2 separate regions of the Homo sapiens genome follow, and region 1 is linked to region 2. Evidence: chromatin contacts called from ENCODE Hi-C or POLR2A ChIA-PET data. All regions are on one chromosome and are shown on one strand. Each heading gives the region's core, a stretch centred on a gene start or an enhancer-like site at or near the end of the contact. The rest is flanking DNA. Distances are from core to core; before and after follow the strand shown. Region 1 holds the start of HIP1R (huntingtin interacting protein 1 related). Region 2 overlaps PITPNM2 (phosphatidylinositol transfer protein membrane associated 2).

The links. Hi-C counts contacts between places; a loop is a spot of excess contacts on that map. ChIA-PET counts read pairs that join two places held with the same protein, here RNA polymerase II (POLR2A). Pooled maps may share reads with other maps.
Region 1: a loop to region 2 is called in a pooled map, with 2.3 times the contacts of the local background. The contact joins the promoter of HIP1R here to the enhancer-like site in region 2. A Hi-C loop is called at or near these places in 1 of 50 pooled maps. POLR2A ChIA-PET finds 5 or more read pairs at or near these places in 3 of 52 experiments (B cell, CD4-positive, alpha-beta T cell and WTC11).

Annotation. Positions count from the first base shown.
Region 1 is chr12:122,833,302-122,836,906 of GRCh38, forward strand. It overlaps HIP1R (huntingtin interacting protein 1 related), which reads left to right and starts at 2,156. Exons shown (of 32, transcript NM_003959.3): 1 at 2,156-2,342. The coding sequence starts at 2,250. LOC124903040 (a long non-coding RNA gene) reads right to left here and starts at 1,932. Exons shown (of 2, transcript XR_007063501.1): 1 at 1,873-1,932; 2 at 1,254-1,537. RefSeq lists an enhancer at 1,758-1,807 and silencers at 2,058-2,297, 2,468-2,667.
Region 2 is chr12:123,119,343-123,122,904 of GRCh38, forward strand. All of the region lies in intron 1 of PITPNM2 (phosphatidylinositol transfer protein membrane associated 2), which reads right to left. Among named protein-coding and RNA genes, the nearest start is that of PITPNM2, 30 kb to the right of the region's middle. RefSeq lists an enhancer at 1-711. Within about 2 kb of position 1,574, at least 7 of the 41 ENCODE cell types and tissues checked have a DNase peak (open chromatin) inside an H3K27ac peak, as active enhancers do; they include B cell and CD4-positive, alpha-beta T cell, where a contact is called at or near this core.

The sequences.
Region 1 (3,605 bases), core at 906-3,405, 290 kb before region 2:
AATGGTTTCGAACTCCTGAGCTCAAGTGATCCACCTGCCTCAGCCTCCCAAAGTGCTCGGAATACAGGCGTGAGCCACTGTGCCGAGCCTCATCAACAACTTTAAAGAAGAATAAGTGAGATACTGTTTAACAGATGCTGAGCCTGGTGCCCGGCACAGTAATAGGCTCTGTGATTATTTAAAAAGCCAGTTGCTAATGGGAAGTCTCTGTGGCAGATGTGCTAGACCTACAGGGGCTGTTGCCTGGTTGAAAAGGGATGCTGTATATGCGTGAAGGGTCACAGGAGAACCACTTTTGTTCCGTGTGGAAAAAGGAGTGTGAGAAACAGCTGGAGTACCGCAAAAAGCCCCTTTACTGTGGTCTTTATTAGAGCACAGCTATCAACTAAGTTGACTAAGTTACATATGAAGGGTTTAGCCCAGTGCCTGCCAAATAATAAGCATTCAGTACATATCAGCTATTGTGATTCTACCGTTATTCTGATAAAGAAGCTTTTTAGTGATTGGAATTAGAGAAAACAGGATTAATTTCTCCTTTTGGTGCAGTGACAGGAGAGTCTTGGCAAATGTTATCTTTTGGGGTCAGCTCTAGCTCTTGGGCTGGAGGGTGAGGAATCAGTTAAAGAAAAGGGTCCCTGGCGGGGTGTGGTGGCTCACGCCTGTAATCCCAACACTTTGGGAGGCCGAGGCGGGCGGATCACCTGAGGTCGGGAGTTCGAGACCAGCCTGACCAACACGGAGAAACTCTGTCTCTACTAAAAATACAAAATTAGCCAGGCGTGGTGGCACATGCCTGTAATTCCAGCTATTTGGGAGGCTGAGGCAGGAGAATTGCTTGAACCCAGGAGGCGGAGGTTGCGGTGAGGTGAGATTGTGCCATTGCACTCCAGCCTAGGCAACAAGAGTGAAGCTCGGTTAAAAAAAAAGAAAAGAAAGAAAGAGAAGAAAAGAAAAGAAAGAAAGAAAGAGAAAGAAAGAAGAGAGAGAAAGAGAGAAAAGAAAGAAAAGAAGGAGGAAGGAAAGGAAAGGGAAAGGGAAAGGAAAGGAAAGGAAAGGAAAGGAAAGGGTCTCTGACCTCAGACAGGTTACAGTCTCACTAGGGAGACAAGGGTCAGGATTACGTGGGCGTCATTTTCCTCCTTACAGGCAGGCGGTGCCTCTCCCTTCAAAAGCAAGGGACCTTTATGCATGATTCCACATCTGCATTCCGATAGGAAAGGGAAACAGCAGAAACACAATACCCATCTGAGAGCTACGCTTAGAGAGGACTCTGGGCTTTTATTTATTTTTTTACTTCAGTCTTGTGACCAGTAATTTTAAGGGAAAGCCAATAATAATGTTTTTAAAAAGCCTCACGCCACCCCTGGCGGCATCTCCTCGGTGTACTTTGCTGTTCAGATCCGCCTGCCTTCTGTGCCAGCCTAACAGCGCCCGGCCTCAGCCCCCATTGTCCCTGGAGCTGGCGAGGTGTCCGGTTGCGGAGCCGGCGGCGTCTCTGGAAATGCATCCTGCATCCCCGCATGGATAACAGCTGCAGCTATGTCAGAATTGCACAAAGAGGGGAGAGTGTCATTGTGTGCCTTTTGACACATACATTAAGACCAAAAAGGAAAAAAAGCGTCTATCTGTGCTGCCACCGACCAGACTCATGGAGGCCAGATTTTCTCCAATTAACCAGATCTTGCCCTGGTGCAGACAAGACTTAGTGAGTTCGGAGGAGGGGTGGGGAGAGGGAATTGGCTGGGGTCCCTACCCTGGGTGGAAGGAGGAGGGAGGGGTTCCCCCTCCCCCTTCCCCTACCCTCCCCTCCGGGTTTAGGGAGGGGATTAGAGGTGGGGAGGAGCTGGGGGGGCGTTTGGCCTGTGCCCCAACCTTGTGAGTGAGGTGGGGGTTGGAGGTGTGCGGGGGGCGGGGCGTGTGCCGGGGTCGCCGCGGGATGGGGGGTTGGGGATGTGCGGGGAGAGGCGCGTGTCCCGAGATCGCGGGGGGTGGGGTTGGAGGTGTGCGGGTGGAGGGGCGCGCCCTGGAGTTGGGGGCGGGCGAGGCGTTTGCGGGCGCGGGGGGCGGGTTTGGAGGTGTGCGGGGGAGGGGCGTGCCCTGGAGTTGGGGGCGGGGCGAGGCGGGCTCCTCCCCGGCGGGCGGGCCCGGGCGCGGCGCGGTGGCCTCGCGGTGCCTAGGCTGGGGCTGCCGGACCGTGAGGCTGTGAGTCGCGCGGACGGAGCCGGACAAAAGCGGGCGGCGGCGGCAGGATGAACAGCATCAAGAACGTGCCGGCGCGGGTGCTGAGCCGCAGGCCGGGCCACAGCCTGGAGGCCGAGCGCGAGCAGTTCGACAAGACCCAGGCGAGCGGGCGGCGGGCGGCGGGCGGCGGGCGGCGGCGGGCGGGCGGGCAAGCGGCGTCCCTGACCCCTCACGCGCGAACGGCTGGGGCCCGGGAGGCGCCGGCCAGGGGCGGGGGACGGCGCGGGGGCAGGGCCTGTGTCCGCCCGGGCTCTCCGAGAGCTCCGCTGCCGCCCCCCGCCGGCCTCCGCGGCCCGAGCCGACCGGCGCGCAGGTGAACCGGAAGCCGCGCTCCCCGCTCCCGCCGGGCGCTCGGGCCCAGAGGCGCCGGGGCTGAGGGGGCCGGGGTCAGGGTGTGCGCGGGCCGGGAGCGCCGGAGCTGAGGCGGCGGGGGACGGAGATGGGGCCGGGGTTGGGTGTGCGCGAGCCCAGCGCGCCGGGGGTCGAGGGGGCTGGGGATCCAGGTGCTCCCGGGGCCGGCGCGGCCCGACTGGGGTCCCCGACCTTCCGTGCCGCTCCTTGCCGGCTCCTGCCCCCGTCTCCTACCCCCTGAAACCGATGCCCCCACGGGCAATTTCCTTAAAGGAAATTCCTTAAACTCCCAGCTTCCTTCTCTCGTGAGCGGTTTCCCAGGGCTGCACAGTCTCCTATTATTTGCTGGGTGAAAAGCTTCTCGTATGTCGCCAGACTTGTTTGCCCGAGCGCTGCCCACGTATAAATAGGTGCACACCCCCTCATTAAATACCGGCGCCCGACAGACAGAAACTTCCTGGGGCTCCCTTCCTGCGCCTCCCACGCTTGTAACTCTTCCAGATGATGCCTATCCTGGGAAGGCGTTAGAAATGAAATAAGGGCGCGGGTGTGCGTTTTGTACTTGTGTTTGTGCCGGGGACCCACGATGCAGACGTTGCTGCGTTTCTGGTTTCCTGTTGCTTTTTATTTTACAAACTCTTGAAGTGCTCTCAGGCTTGGGGGATGGGCGGTGGAGGGGGGCATACTTGTTTATTTGCCAAAATAAGTCAACCAAGACTGAAATGGCTGAAAAATTTTACTCTAGAGATAAAGGAAGCCAGAGGACCCCTCCCACTCCTGTCTAAAGCAGGTTGGTGACATTTGCGTTTGTGGCGGCTATTTGCAAGTTCCGTCCCACTTGTCCTTGCAGAGAGCTATGACTTCTGCGGTTGCCTTCACATCTAGTTAGCACACGCACTCTACAACAGCTTTCGTTTTGAAATGAGAGAGAACGCAGGGAGACCTTCTAACCTTTGTGCTTGGGATTGACCCAGAAAGCGATAATAAATCCTGAGGATATCAAGGCTTTAGAA
Region 2 (3,562 bases), core at 324-2,823:
TAGAGGATGGTGATTTTTTTTTTTTTTTTTTTTGAGACAGAGTCTTGCTCTGTCACCCAGGCTGGAGTGCAGTGGAACCATCTTGGCTCACTGCAAGCTCCGCCTCCCAGCTTCACAACATTCTCCTGCCTCAGCCTCCCAAATAGCTGGGACTACAGGCACCCGCCACCACGCCTGGCTAATTTTTTGTATTTTTTAGTAGAGACAGGGTTTCACCGTGTTGGCCAGGATGGTCTTGATCTCCTGACCTCGTGATCCGCCCGCCTCGGCCTCCCAAAGTGCTGGGATTACAGGCGTGAGCCACCGCGCCTGGCTGAGGATGTGATCTTAATCACACCTAAATGAAAATTTCTTCGTTCCATCCATGTGGCTCCATGAGTACTAATATCAGGCTGAATACAGAGGCTTTTTTTCTGGGTCAATGCTAAATATTTCTTCTTTTTCTTTTCTTTCTTTTTTTTTTTTTGAGTTTGGGGTGTTGAGTGGCTTGTTTTATTATTATTTTCTTAATTTTAGTAAGCAAGAAAAAGTTCTGTTGGGAGCCCGTTCAAAAGTAGCAATTTTCTTAATGGGAAGCATACGCTTGCCACCCACGTGAGGAGGCTGTGTCAGCTCAGCAACCATACTGCCCTGTGAGTATGGTGAAGTCGTGTTACCTACTTGACAACCAGTGAGTCAAAGGGAAACTCATCACAGGTGCCTGTATGGCCTGCCGGGGTTTTGCTGCATAGCCGACAAGGGCTTTCTGAGGGCACACCTGCAGCAAAGGCCTGGCTTTGGTTTTGTCAAATATGAACCCGCAGATTTAAGGTCACCTTATAACTAACACCCTCTAAGATTTAAAATGCCCCAACCAGAGCATTCAGGACCTGAGTTCACGGACTGGGTTCAAGAGCCAGTTTTGACTCCAACTGGCTGTGAGCTTCGACGGCCCCTCACCTCCTGGAATCTGTGTTTTGGCTGTGAAAGGAGGGGTAAGACAACAGGTGTCTAAGCAGCATTCTGGTCTAATAGTCACAGGTTGGCTGGGAGGCACTGGCCCAGGGCAGCAGCCTCCTTGTCAAGAGTGCCATAGGAGTTCCTTGGTCTTCTATAGGACTAGTGCCTTTCTCTCTGCAAGTAGAGTGATGACCACAGACCTCTCATATGGAGAGTGGATCATGGAAGAGTCAGAGCCCTCAGCCAGATGTGGCATAAAGCTAATTCACTGTCAGTCACACCCTGGCCAGTGAGAGTGAGCTCACATCCACATCCTCTAAAGGCACTGAGATGTAGTGGCACATGTTTCCTGAGAGTAATTACAGTCTGGGATGATGACCTTTGCTGGTACAACACCTAGCACCTTAGGGCAGGATGGCTGTGCAGAGGCCACACAATACCTCTGCAAAGCTCCTCCCTGCTGGTCAGACACCACAGCCCCAGCAGGGACAACCTCTCTGAGCACCTACTCTGAGCCACCATGTCATTCTAAACAAACATCTGCTCTGCTCACCTGCTCTTTTTGCAAAAGTTATCTGAGCCCCTGGGGAAAATGGAAAAGCATAACGAAGACCACACCCAGATCACTGGGTGCTTCACTTGAACCAGCCTCCAAAACATCCGGCAGCAGGCCAGAGACACACTTCTTGTTTAAACACAGAGAAATGAGACAGCCCCAGGTCTCCCAAGTTAGAGAATAGAATCTTCTCAGAACACACAGCTGCTGCAGGCCCAGCCCAGGCTCCTTCTCTGGGGAGCTGACTCTGGCTCCAGCCCTCAGAGGCCTCTCTGCTGACTCCCAAACCCCAGTGAGCAGGTCAGCGCCAGGCCTGGCCAAGCTCTCACCGGTTCAAGGAGAAATGAGAACATGGCTAATGGGCCAAGCTGTTCAAAGAGCTCCAGTTTGGTGGGGTATGGTGGCACACACCTGCGATCCCAACACTTTACGAGGCCGAGATAGAAGGATCTCTTGAACTCAGGAGTTTGAGGCTGCAGTAGGACATGATCATGCCCTCCAGCCTGGGCAACAGAACAAGACCGTGTGTCAAAACAAACAAACAAAAATCAAAAAGCTCCACTTAGTTTCTTTATTCTTAGATCTTTCCTACTTCTTAGTGTTCCTTTTGTTCATGAGATGATAGCTACAGTGAATTATACCTTTTTTTGTGTTTGTGGTTAAATACGCATAACATAACAATTACCATAATAACTTTTTTATTTTTATTTTATTTTATTTGTTTTTTGAGACAGGGTCTCACTCTGTCATCCAGGCTGGAGTGCAGGGGCATGATTACAGCTCATTGCAACCTTGAATTCCTGGCTCAAACAAACCTCCTGCCTCAGCCTCCTGAGTAGGTGGGACTACAGGCACGCACCACTACATCTGACTTTAACATAATTTTTTTTTAGTAGAGGAAAGGTCTATGTTGTCCAGGGTGGTCTCTAACTCCTGGCCTCAAGCAATCCTCCCGCCTCTGCCTCTTGAGTCCCTGAGATTACAGGCTTGGACTACCATGCCCAGCCCATGTCAACCTTTTGTTTGTTTGTTTTTGAAACAGGGTTTCGCTCTGTCACCCAGGCTGGAGTACAGTGGCATGATCTTGGCTCACTGCAACGTCTGCCTCCCAGGCTCAAGTGATCCTCCCACCTCAGCCTCACAAGTATTATAGTTGGGACTACAGGCACACACCGCCATGCCCATCTAACACGTCAACCATTTTTAAGTGCACAATCATCACTGCCATCTACCTCCAGAACTTCTTCATCTTCCCAAACTGAACTCTGTACCTATCAAATACTAACTCTCCATTCCTCCTGCCCCCAGCTCCCTGGGGAATCTCTTTAGAAATGATGTCAATTGGCCTGGTGCGGTGGCTCATGCCTGTAATCCCAGCACTTTAGGAGGCTAAGGCAGGCAGATCGTCTGAGGTCGGGAGTTCGAGACCAGCCTGGCCAACATGGTGAAACCCCGTCCCTACTAAAATACAAAAATTAGCCGGGCGTGGTGACACACGCCTGTAGTCCCAGCTACTCAGGAGGCTGAGGCAGGAGAATCGCTTGAACCTGGGAGGCGGAGGTTGCAGTGAGCCAAGATCGTGTCATTGCACTCCAACCTGGGTGACAGAACAAGGCTCCGTCTCCAAAAAAAAGAAGAAAGAAAGAAATGACGTCAACTTACAGATCTGGGAAATCCAAGTCGCAAGCCTGTTGATAGGCCTCCTGGTCACATCTGAGCTCCCCCAAAAACATAACCTCCCTGAAGGTTAGCTTCTGGTGTTTCTCAGATACTCGGTGGTAAACAAGCTGACAGAGAAGGGGCAAGGTAGCTGCTGCCCCCACCCTTTACCAGGAACATATCTTCCAGACCACAACCTGACTACAGGAATCCAAAAACCCAAGAGCCCCTCAGTCGTGTGCAAGCTGGCAGCTAATGGGAATGAACAGTCTTAACTGGCTATGCCAGGAACTACCCTACAGCCTGCCCTTTGCGGTAGAAAAGGCTCTCACACAGAAGGAGTTTTCTCCAGATTTTTATTTTACTTAAAAGCTCTTCCTTGCCTGGGGTTTTGAGGTTGAAAACCAC